4 separate regions of the Homo sapiens genome follow, and regions 1, 2 and 4 are each linked to region 3. The links are chromatin contacts, found by Hi-C or POLR2A ChIA-PET in ENCODE. All regions are on one chromosome and are shown on one strand. The core of a region is the stretch at or near the end of the contact, and the rest is flanking DNA. Distances in the headings are between cores, read along the strand shown.

Region 1 (2,700 bases), core at 16-2,515, 1.2 Mb after region 3:
AATTAATACCTGCTTTCTTCTATTTTTTAATTGGTTTTCCAGTAGGATGTTTACATTTGTGGGAAATCAATTGTACCTAAGGAATATGTTGTCTTTCTATCCCATTTTAGCTACCACCATCTGTGACCTGGACACCCAGTTTCGTTGCCAGGAGTCTGGGACTTGTATCCCACTGTCCTATAAATGTGACCTTGAGGATGACTGTGGAGACAACAGTGATGAAAGTCATTGTGGTAAGGGGACATCACATCCTGAAACCCTGCTCTGGAGAGGGGGGTCATTGTGCTCCCTCACAGGGCTGTACTGGTATGTACTGGTTTTCTGATAGCCGTCTCAGGATTTATGATATTCTAGCTGAATGGCTTTCTCCATCCACATGGTGGGGTTGAGTCATTTCTCTGTCCATTCTTAAAGAGTTTGTTTGCTGCTTTTCACGAGGATTCAGTTCGCTGGAGACACTTGCGAACTGGGACCCTAGATTCCCATTAACTCTGGATGGGACCCTAGATTCCCATTAACTCTGGATCAAGTGTCTCCAGCAGAACTGAATCCTCATGATTCATGGTCAGAAAAGATGGAGCCTGGACTCAGCTCCTGTCACTTACTCTTAGATTAGCCTTTGTTTTCTAGTCTGAAAAATGGGGAAATGGACCCTGCTTTGCCTTGGAGAGATGCTATAAGGATGAAAGGTGATGGTAAGGAAGTAAATTTCTGAATGAATTCAGGGGGTTATTAACAGCTCTACAGGCTTGGCCCACATGTCTCAGTGGGTGTGAGATTAGCCTGCTGAAGACACAAATCTGCACCTCTGTGAACTGTTCTTTTTTTTTTAACCAATTTAATTCATTCAACTCTGTTATTATTAGAAGTTAGCAGATGGTATAGGCATTGAGTGAGCATCTGTTTTCTGAATGGACATTTTTATATTTAGAAAAACAGTGGGTTACAATTCCAAGGAATGATAGAGATTCTCTGGTCCAATCCTTTTAATTTCTACTTTCTAAAGTGACTGAGGTCTGTAGAGGTCAGGGGGCTTATTCAAGGTGACACAATTAGTTTGTGTCAGAATGGGGAACTGGAATCCATGTCTCCCATTTTCTAATCCTCCACTATTTCTGTTGCACAGTACCTCCTTGTCAGTTTCATGAGACCCATCTTAGTTAACAGTCCCTGGTCCCAGACTCATAGTTGCTGACCTCCGAAGGAGACATTATGCAATCAGCATGGTGTGCCAGATTGAGGCATGAGAGGGAAGTGAGAGTGGAGGTCAGACGCTGACCCAGACGTGGTGATGAGTTGGCGGGGCCCTACTGTGCCCTCTCTCCCTGTCCACGGGGGGCAGGTCCAGCCACGCTGTGCTTACGCACATGGACACAGCCTGCTTGATTATGAGCAGGTGGTTTGACTCACAGCAGCTGAAATAAGGGGAGCAAGGGCAGCTTGTAAATCATCTCAATGCAAGTTAACCAGCAGAGCAGAGCCTAGGCCATTTCCACACAGAAAATACCCCTAGCCTGGCTCTTGGAAGGTTTTTAAAAAATTCCCAGTTTTCCTTCTTCAAGTGCCTGAAAACATGTCCTTGGAATGTGCAACTATTTCCCCTTCATCCCTGCCATTTCCTTCCCAGCACTCTTAGAAGGTTGAAATGTGTAGCTAGTTTTGCCCTAGTAAGAAGGAAACTTCACGTGGTTCCCTCTTTCTGGTATCATTGAGCTCACGTACTGGGTACATGTTTGACTGTGAAGCAGTTTCAGCCCCCTGATCCTCTGTTCATGGCTCATTCTTACTAGTTTGTCCTGAATTCATCCCAGGGTCCCGGTTAGCCCCTTCCTCTGATGCAGGTCCTCTTCGTAAGTTTCCACACTCTTCCTCAAAAATATCTGATTTACTAGCTTTGCCATCAACAAGCCTCTTGGCGAGAATGACTGAGACGGCTGCCTTGGGCCCCACGCTTGGCTGCTCCTGTTTTCTGACGCTCTGTAAACTCCATGTGAAAGTTCTATGCCACAGTCTATTTGGGCTGTGATAACAAAATACTTAGTGTAGGTAATTTATAAACAATAGTATTTTGTTTCTCACAGTACTGGAGACTGGGAGGTCCAAGACTGAGGTGCCAGCAGACTTATTGTCTAGTGAGGGCCTGTTCCTCATAGATGGTACCTTCACTGCAGCGTCAGATGGCACCTCTGCTTCTGGAAGGACTGCAGGGAAATGCTTCTATCTGTACGCAAGCGTGGCAGAAGGAGTGAACAGCTCCCTCCCACCTCTTTCTTAAGGACACTAATCCTATTCATGAGGGCTCTGCCCCCATGACTTAATTACCTCACAGGGGTCCCATCTCTTAATAATATCACATTGGTGATTAAGTTTCAACATACAAATTTGAAGTTTCAACATATGAAGTATAAACATTTGAATTTTCCTAGCCTCCAGAACCGAGAGAAATAAATTGCTATTGTTTATAAGCTCAGCCTATAGCATTCTGTCTTCATGATCTCCCCAGGAGCTTTGAAGGCTATTGCCAGGGCAGCCTCCTTCCCCTTCTTGGTCAAGCTCTGCTGGTTGGTTCTTACCAGGCCCCCACCCTTCTAGAGACAGCGCATCCACCCGTGTCCCTGGAGCTCTGCCCACAGAAAGTCCCGAGTTATGTTTCCTCCGTTTTGGGAGCTCAGCACTGATTTTACTCTCTCTGACTGAGCA
Region 2 (2,700 bases), core at 68-2,567, 1.9 Mb before region 3:
ATCCCCCAGCCTCAGCCAACGCAAGTTCTCCCGACACAAACCCCTCCCTACCCTCTCGGCTTTCCCAGCCTTGCAGGCGTCTAACGCTATGCTCGAGGCGCCCTCCCCTCTTTCCCGCAATAAAGTAAACCCGGTGGATATTCATTCCCCTCCCTAACTCGCCTCCTTCTTTCCCCCTCCCCCCTCAGCTTACTAACCCCGCGCACAGAGCTCGCCGCCGGCGGGCCCCTTCCACCCAGTGTATCATAATGCCCAACGCTCTCCTCCTCCCCCTCTCTTAATCAGAAACGTGCTCGCGAGCCCCCCTCCCTCTGCGTGCATACATTAGGGTCTGCTTTGCATGCAGCGGCAGGCAGAGACCGGAGGAAGAAGGGGCGGGGGCGCTTTTGCCCGCCTCTTCCCTCCAGGCCCCGTTAGCCACCCAGCTTCAGCTTCGTTGTAACACCGCGTCGTTAGCGGAGCACGCCGTGGCCTCAGTGCCCGGGCTGGAGAAACACAACCCAACTCCCTGCAGAAGGGCACGAAAGCCAGACGAGTGCACAGTAGAGCGAGGAGGTGGCAGGAGACCTGCCACTCGGTGTGTGCTTTTTGGAAAGAGCTCCAGCATGAAAATGGGAGGGGCTCCTTTTTTATTTTTTAAAGTGCGTTCATTGAGGGCCTTTCTGTTTTGCATATAGTAAACTGGGCAGCGCTTCTGTTTTGCATGTAGTACAATAAGGGCTCTTTTATTCTAGAAGCGTTCAATTCGGGCTAACCCATCTTGTATCCGTGCCCTGGGGCGGAGGAGAAGGCTCACTGCTCCCCGACCCAGCCGCCGCGTTATACTGGAAGCTGCTCTCCCGGGCTGTTCGATTCCCAGCGCGTCCCGGGAACGTGTGTAATCGGCCTCTCGGCGCTCAAGGCTGCAGGCGGCCCGGCTCCCTACGCCTCCATCCTCCGCGTAGTCCTCGCCCCCTCCCCCTCTCTCCGGAACCCGCGCTCTGCTCCGGGCTCCCGGGCTTCCTTCCCCCCTCCTTTTCCCGAGCAATGCCTCTCCCGGAGGGCGGGGCATGCAGTTATCCAGGTTGCGGGGCCGGCGGGCGGGCAGGAGGCGGCGGCCCGGGCCTCGGGATGGAGTTGCAGCGCCCAGGCGTCAGAGGCGGAGGCCCGAGGCCGCTATACAGATTGCGGGGCTGGCGGGCGCGGCCCGGCGCTCTGCATAGCGGCCGGCAGGGTGCAGGCGGCCGGGCGGCGCAGAGCTGGTTAGGCAGGTTCCGGGGCCCCGTGCCCCCCCCTCCGCCTCCCCGCCCCCCTGTGTTGTCGCCTCTCCCTCTCGCTGCTTCACTTCACGGGGCGAACATGGCGCACAGCTGTCGGTGGCGCTTCCCCGCCCGACCCGGGACCACCGGGGGCGGCGGCGGCGGGGGGCGCCGGGGCCTAGGGGGCGCCCCGCGGCAACGCGTCCCGGCCCTGCTGCTTCCCCCCGGGCCCCCGGTCGGCGGTGGCGGCCCCGGGGCGCCCCCCTCCCCCCCGGCTGTGGCGGCCGCGGCGGCGGCGGCGGGAAGCAGCGGGGCTGGGGTTCCAGGGGGAGCGGCCGCCGCCTCAGCAGCCTCCTCGTCGTCCGCCTCGTCTTCGTCTTCGTCATCGTCCTCAGCCTCTTCAGGGCCGGCCCTGCTCCGGGTGGGCCCGGGCTTCGACGCGGCGCTGCAGGTCTCGGCCGCCATCGGCACCAACCTGCGCCGGTTCCGGGCCGTGTTTGGGGAGAGCGGCGGGGGAGGCGGCAGCGGAGAGGTAAGGGGGCGAGGAACCCCCAGGTCCGGGGTCTCGACCCTCTGCGGAGCCCCCTCCCCTCCCCCATCCGGGATTGAGGAGCATCCCAATTCTGGGACCATCTCGGGGTCCCTGACCCGGGGCGAATGGCTCTCCCATCTTGGGACCCCCATGCAGGGCTGCAGACCCCCAGGCGCCCCCACCCCGGGGTTTGGGCCCATCTGGCTGAGGGCGTTTGCCCCCCGCTCTCCTCCCCCTGACCCTTCCCCAAATCCCTTGGCACAGACCCCCTCGCCGGGGTTTCCCATCCCGGGACTGAACCCCTCCTCCCTTTCACAGATTACCTCATCCGAGCAAGATTCCTCCCTCCCTCCCTCCTAGAGACCTGATCCCGCCACATCCCCGCCTCCCTCTCTGGGCAGATGTGTTACTCCTAGGGCAGTTTTCCTCTCGGGCGTCTCTCGGGTGATGGCCTCATCCAGGGCCACGTTCTCCTGGCCCTTGGGGATCGTGTCCCTTCCAGCACCTTGCTTTCGAAAACCCGATGAACCCTCGCGCCATCCCCGGGCCAGGTCCCTATACTGCCAGCCACTCCCCCTTCCTTCACCTCCACCCTCTACCCCCACCCCAAGCAGACCGATCCTCCCCCATCCCGCCCTACCCCACCGGGGAAAATCTCTCCTCTGCACCTTGCCTGGTCTCACCTCCTTTCCCTCTGAAGATAACGGTGATTCCTCATACAGCAGTCTCTTCCCCCCCCCGCCCCGTCTTACAGGGCTACAGTTTCTAGCCTATTGGTAGCCGGGAATTACTCTACCTTCACTCCACCCTTTCCCTCCTTTAGAATGAAGGATTAGTGGCATCTTGGAGGGGAAAATAGTCCACTGTCCCCTAGGCTTAGAGAAGAGCAGCTTTCCACCACTCCCCTTGGAGAGGAGGCAGGCTTTCCCT
Region 3 (2,700 bases), core at 22-2,521:
TTTTTTCCCCCCCGTTCTAACTAACGTCAGCGTGAGCTCATGCCTCTATTCGGGGATAATGATCCTTTCATGAACTGTTGCGGAATGACTTTTTGCAACAGCATTGTTAAGAGGTAATTGTTTCCTCTCTCCACATCCACTGTTTATTAGATTTGATTTGCTACTTGGATTCCACAAAATGGCTGAAATCCCTTGTCACCAACATAGGTTTAAGCTCAAAAGTCTGAAAATAGTTGGATAAAGGGAATAGCCACTTTGGATGTTTGCAGGCAGAACTGAAGAACTGTATTACATGTGGTACCTAAATTGCCAAAATACTGAATTATTCAATCATAAAACTAGATGGGTATCTAAAGCTCTCTACCCAGTAGGGGAAAAAACCGAAAAACCGTTTGGGAATCCTTCAGAGAGAACCGTAATGCTATTTACTGGATAAATATACTTCATTTTCTTCTCCCAGTTCTTTCCACAACACGCTTGTTAAGTCGCCATGGAAAGCACCATGCTTTATCAATTTGGCAAATAACACATTTCATTTTGCCAAGGCAGAAACAGCCTAAAAGTAATATTTATACCGAGAAACCCTGGCTGCAGTCCCCAGCTGCTCTCCCGCAGCCCTGCGCCTCCGGCTCATGCAGCGCTCTCCCCCCGGAGCCGGCAGGTGCCCAGGTGAGCGGGGCCTGCGGAGGCAGCGAGGGGCGCCGGCCGGGAACCGGCAGAACGCGTGCAGCCAGAAGACAGGAGAGATAATACATTCCCTTAAGTAATAAAAGTTTCCAGGACAAGGGGGGCTGGTAATTTTCAAAGAGCCTCCCGGCACGATGTCCTCGGGATCTGGGGGGCGCTCTCGGGCGGTCTCTGGTGAAAGTCGACTTAGTACAAACTGGACTCGAAGGGGCATGTCTCGGCACTCAGGGGCCCAGGCGCCGCGGGAGGTGGGTGGGCCTCCCGGGGCTGCACGGGTCCCACCTCCCTCTGCCCCGTAGGACTACTTTGCCGCTCTCCCAAACCGGGCTCCGGCGGAGGCGTCCGTTCAAGGGCGAGAGCGCGGCCCTGAGCGGCGGAGGGATCCCGGGTGAGGCGGCTTCCCGAAGTCAGAGGGGAGGGGGCCATAAAGTCGGCGGGGGACGGGAAGCGCGAGCTCGCGCCGGACGCGGCCAGGGCCGGGAAACCAGAACCGGAACCGGAACCCGCGCGCGCGCCCGCGGTTGCGCGGCCCCCACGGCCGCCGGCCTCCTCCGCTGTCTGCGCGCGCGCCCGCGAGGGCCTCCAGAACCCGGCGAGCCGGCCCTGCGCCGGGAGACGCCGCCGCCTCCGCCTCCCGGACCAGGGCTTCCAGGCCGGGCCGGACGGGCATCTCCCGCCCCTCGCGGGGAGCGTCGGGGAGGAGCCGCCGCCTCTGGCGATTGCGGAAGAGTCCGGGCCTCAAAGGGATGGGGAGCAGTCCGCGGCGCTGAGAGACCCGGGTCCCTGTCACCTCGGGCCGCGGGACCTCTCCGCCGGCGCCAGCGGCTCGTCCCAGCACCGGGAGCCTGGTGAGGGCGGCGAGCACAGAAGGAGCCCCGGGCCCGGGACATGGAATCGCGCGAGCCCGGCGCGGGACGGCCGGAGACGCGGCCAACGCTGCGGCCACGAGCAGCCGGCAGCCCCAGATAGAGAGCCGGGAGGGAGGGCCCCGGCCCTTGCCGCGGCGGGGAGTTCGAGGCCCCGAGACTCCGGAGGAGGAGCCGACACCCGTCCGTGAGCTGATCCCGCCCCAGCCCCGGCGGGAGTCCCGGGTCCCCTTCCCACTGCGCGCGGATTTCCCTCTCTGAGGAAGTTTATCCTTGTGCCTTCTGGAGGATTTCTCTCTAGCTCGACTCACTCTGGACTGACTCGCTCCCTGGCTTTCTCAGTTCGTTTTGGGAGATAACTTGTTTTGCTCCAAGCCGCATCCGTTGACCCCTTACAGTCGGATGGTCTAGATGACTGAATGGAGTTTTGAGTTGGACTTTTGTGTCCCTGACGGAGTTGGGCCTGATCCCAGAGCACTGGGGGTGGGGAGGAGGTGTTACTGTAAAATGCAAGTTGGATAAAAGGAGGACCTCTCGCCAAGGGCCCCAATGAGTGGCACACAGTCTACTATCACCGACAGGTTGGTATGAATTCCTCCTTCGTTCGGCCTCCCGGAATCGGGCCCGACCTAGCAGGGGAGTCGGTGATTGCAGATTGCCTTTGGCCAGCGAAGTTGACAGGCAGAGGAAAGAGGGTTGTTTCGGAGCTGTGCAGTTAGCCTGGGGTTGCTGCCGAGTTATCCAGTTGATTGGCTTTTGGAAATGTAATTTTTCCGGAGAGAAACTTCCCTTCCGATTCTCAGAGAAGGGGGAGGCAAAACCATGATTGTGGTTTTCCGCCTGTAGTGTGCATTAGGATTGTGTACTCGTCTGGAAATCAGAGGAGAAGGTCATTTTAGGTGAAGGTCGGTGCCTGAAGTCGGCTCGGTATTGGTGTATTATTTATCAGCTTTAGCCGTGTCCTGCAGTAGATTCTCAAGACAATTACATTTTAGGAATTTCTACCTGTGAACTTAATGTTGAGCCTACTGCATGGTGATCTGGGAACTTGATCTCTTTCAGATGTTGACCTGCACGGTGTTTAATTATTATCTAATAACTTTCCAGAATGTTGACATTACCAGTAAATCACAGGTTCTTGCTGGAA
Region 4 (2,700 bases), core at 46-2,545, 1.4 Mb before region 3:
TTGGATCAAGACAGGGGCCACCTCCCCTTAGCAGCGCAGGGACACTTCCAAGGAACTGTATGACTGCCCCACCCCCCAGCCAAGCCCACATCACTCAGAAGCCTTGGAAGAAGAGACTCCTCAGTCACAGCCCCCGCTACTCACAGGCAGTGCCTGGGAGAAAAGGGTGACCCCCAGCTCTCCCCAGTCCCAACCCACCTCCTTCTGGAGGCTCCTATCAGCCAGAGGAGGAGGGCTGGGGTGCTGAGACCCACGGGGTTGGTGAGCCTGGGAGGGGGACTACATCTCCCAGAAGCCCCCAGGGCAAGGTTCGCTGCTCCAGCTGGCCCAAGGCCGGCCTTGTTCTCTGCGCTAGGGTGGCAGGGTCCCCTGGCTGTCCCTAAGCCCTCCCCACGGTGTTCTGGAGCTGCCAACCTGATTGGGGGCTTAAGAGTAGCCTCCACTGACCCTGGGGGAGTCCCCCACACCTTAAACAGCCTGGGGGTACGTGCCAGAGAGCAAGAGACAATCAGACTGTGTTTCCCCTCCCCGATTCAAACTGGATCTCCCTCCTCGCGCCTCTGCTGGCCTGGCATGACTTTCGCCTTGCCCCCAGCCCACCCCTCACCTCACGCGGATTGGGGGGTCCTCACGCCAGGCCGGAGCTGGACGCCATGACCAGGTCAGGGTCGTTGTGTGGATGGGGGTCCTCCTGCTCGCCAGTTGGAGATGCAGAGGGGGCGGGCAGGCGGTGATCTTTTGATCCTGGACGCCTTGATCTCAATACCAGCCCGGCCCGGGAGAGGCTATCCGGGGATCGCTGGGTGCCTGGGTTCCTGCCTCCCAACCGCGGAGCATGGTCGCGGGCGCCGGGCAGTGGCGGGAGAGCGCGCACACCCGCCGGGGCCGGGGCGCGGGGCCGGGGTCTCGGCCCCGAACCTCAGGGCTCCGGCTCCTGCTCCTGCTCCTCCTTCCCTTGCTTGCTTGCTTGCTTCCTTCCTTCCTTCCTCGCCTCTCCTTTCCTTTCCCCAAAGCCCGCGGGAATGCCGGGCGCTGGGTGGGGAGGGGCTGTCTGGGCGCTTATTGTTGGTCGGACTCCGAGGGTCCGGGTCACAGCCCCCGGGCGGCGCGGCGCCGGGGGACCCAGGCGTGCGGGCGTCCGGCCGGCTGGCTCCGGGCGGCGGCGGTGGTGCAGCGGCCCCGGGTCCGGGGCATGTCCAGCCACTGGCTCCGCCGCGCGCCGCCGCCTCCCCGGGCTCCCCTGCGCTGCCGGAGCCTCGCTTGCCCCTCCACTCGGCTCCACTCCCCAGCCTGAATAAGCATCGGGGCTCTCTGGCTGCCTCCTTCTGCCTTCATACCAGAGCCCGGAGAGGCCCCTGTCAAAATAAGAGCTCCCCCATCTCGCTTGCCTCCTCGCCCAACCCGGCTCCCCCAGCCTCCCAGTGGTCTGACTCGGTAAGGCGCCCGGCCGGCTAGCGGGAGGCAGGTTGGCCCGGGGGCGGGGAGGGGGGTTTCTGCTCTCCTCCTCACTCCTGAGAACTGGGGAGGAGACGCGCCAACAACATCCCAGGCTAGGGAAAGGTTTGACAAACCTACCTTCCTATCTGCACTGATTGGAAGGAGTGGAAGTTGCCTGGACACACGCGCGCGCACACACACACACACACACAGCACTGGGTCCCCTCTTCGTTGTACCCACCCACATCCATAATGCACTGAGCATCTCTTTATTCATGTCTCTCCTAGTAGACCATGAGGTCCTTGAGGACACAGACTGAGTTTTTTCATCTCAATCCTCAGCAGCACAAAGTGCATGCTAAGAAAATGTTTGTGGAAGTGAAACCTTTGTCTTCTCAAAAGAACTCTCCTAACCTAACCTCAAAGTGCTTCTCTCTCTCTCTCTCTCTCTCACACACACACACACACACACACACACTCTCACCACCCTATAGGACGATCGAGGCAATGAAAAAGAAAATGTAAAGCCCTTTTTTTTTTTTGAGATGGAGTTTCGCTCTTGTTGCCCAGGCTGGAGTGCAAAGGCGCGGTCTCAGCTCACTGTAACCTCTGCCTTCTGGGTTAAAGCGATTCTCCTGCCTGAACCTCCCAAGTAGCTGGGATTGCAGGCACCTGCCACCATGCCCGGCTAATTTTGTATTTTTAGTAGAGACAGCGTTTCACCATGTCGGCCAGGCTGGTCTCGAACTACTGACCTCAGGTGATCAACCTGCCTTGGCCTCCCAAAGTGCTGGGATTACAGGCGTGAGCCACCGCGCCCGGCCCAAAGCGCTTTTTAAAAACATTTCACATGTTTCAATGCTCACCACAAACCTGCAAGAAAGAGGTTATGGTCCCATTACAGAGGTGAGGAAATTGAGGTTTGCATTACCTAAGGACTTACCCAGAGCTACCCAGCTAGAAAGTGGTAAGCCCAGGACTAGAATTTGGGTCTCCTTATCCCAGGGCACTTTCCCTGTTTCCTACTGTCCCCACCCACCCAGAATTAATAGCAAGTGACAAGCATTGACTGTGTCTGATAGGAAGAACACTAGCCAGCCTGCTTGTTCCTGCTGTTTCCTCGGCCCTCTCCCCTGCCCCTCCTCACAGATGGTCCCCAGATAGTTCTAGCCTCACTGACCTCCCTCTCTTCTGACCACCTATCCCATCATAGCATCTGAGTACTTCCTGATGTGTTGTATCTTGTCACACACACACACACAC

Evidence for each region. Hi-C counts contacts between places; a loop is a spot of excess contacts on that map. ChIA-PET counts read pairs that join two places held with the same protein, here RNA polymerase II (POLR2A). Pooled maps may share reads with other maps.
Region 1: a loop to region 3 is called in a map with no recorded cell type, with 3 times the contacts of the local background. The contact joins the enhancer-like site here to the promoter of ARHGEF12 in region 3. A Hi-C loop is called at or near these places in 3 of 37 single-sample maps with no recorded cell type and 2 of 50 pooled maps. POLR2A ChIA-PET finds 5 or more read pairs at or near these places in 1 of 52 experiments (AG04450).
Region 2: a loop to region 3 is called in a map with no recorded cell type, with 6 times the contacts of the local background. The contact joins the promoter of KMT2A here to the promoter of ARHGEF12 in region 3. A Hi-C loop is called at or near these places in 1 of 37 single-sample maps with no recorded cell type and 6 of 50 pooled maps.
Region 4: a map with no recorded cell type shows a loop between it and region 3 (8-fold over the local background). The contact joins the promoter of BCL9L here to the promoter of ARHGEF12 in region 3. A Hi-C loop is called at or near these places in 1 of 168 maps with a recorded cell type or tissue (gastrocnemius medialis), 1 of 37 single-sample maps with no recorded cell type and 6 of 50 pooled maps.

What each region holds. Positions count from the first base shown.
Region 1 is chr11:121,574,131-121,576,830 of GRCh38, forward strand. SORL1 (sortilin related receptor 1) reads left to right here. Exons shown (of 48, transcript NM_003105.6): 24 at 111-233. Among named protein-coding and RNA genes, the nearest start is that of SORL1-AS1, 120 kb to the left of the region's middle. RefSeq lists a silencer at 2,665-2,700. Within about 2 kb of position 1,266, at least 8 of the 41 ENCODE cell types and tissues checked have a DNase peak (open chromatin) inside an H3K27ac peak, as active enhancers do.
Region 2 is chr11:118,435,175-118,437,874 of GRCh38, forward strand. KMT2A (lysine methyltransferase 2A) reads left to right here and starts at 1,318. Exons shown (of 36, transcript NM_001197104.2): 1 at 1,318-1,770. The coding sequence starts at 1,339. RefSeq lists enhancers at 290-1,287, 487-626, 1,288-2,286, 2,287-2,700 and a silencer at 937-1,416.
Region 3 is chr11:120,335,142-120,337,841 of GRCh38, forward strand. ARHGEF12 (Rho guanine nucleotide exchange factor 12) reads left to right here and starts at 1,272. Exons shown (of 41, transcript NM_015313.3): 1 at 1,272-2,134. The coding sequence starts at 2,103. RefSeq lists a silencer at 859-1,728.
Region 4 is chr11:118,924,631-118,927,330 of GRCh38, forward strand. It overlaps BCL9L (BCL9 like), which reads right to left and starts at 1,296. Exons shown (of 10, transcript NM_001378213.1): 1 at 608-1,296. RefSeq lists enhancers at 13-82, 454-955 and silencers at 1,151-1,200, 1,401-1,540, 2,361-2,420.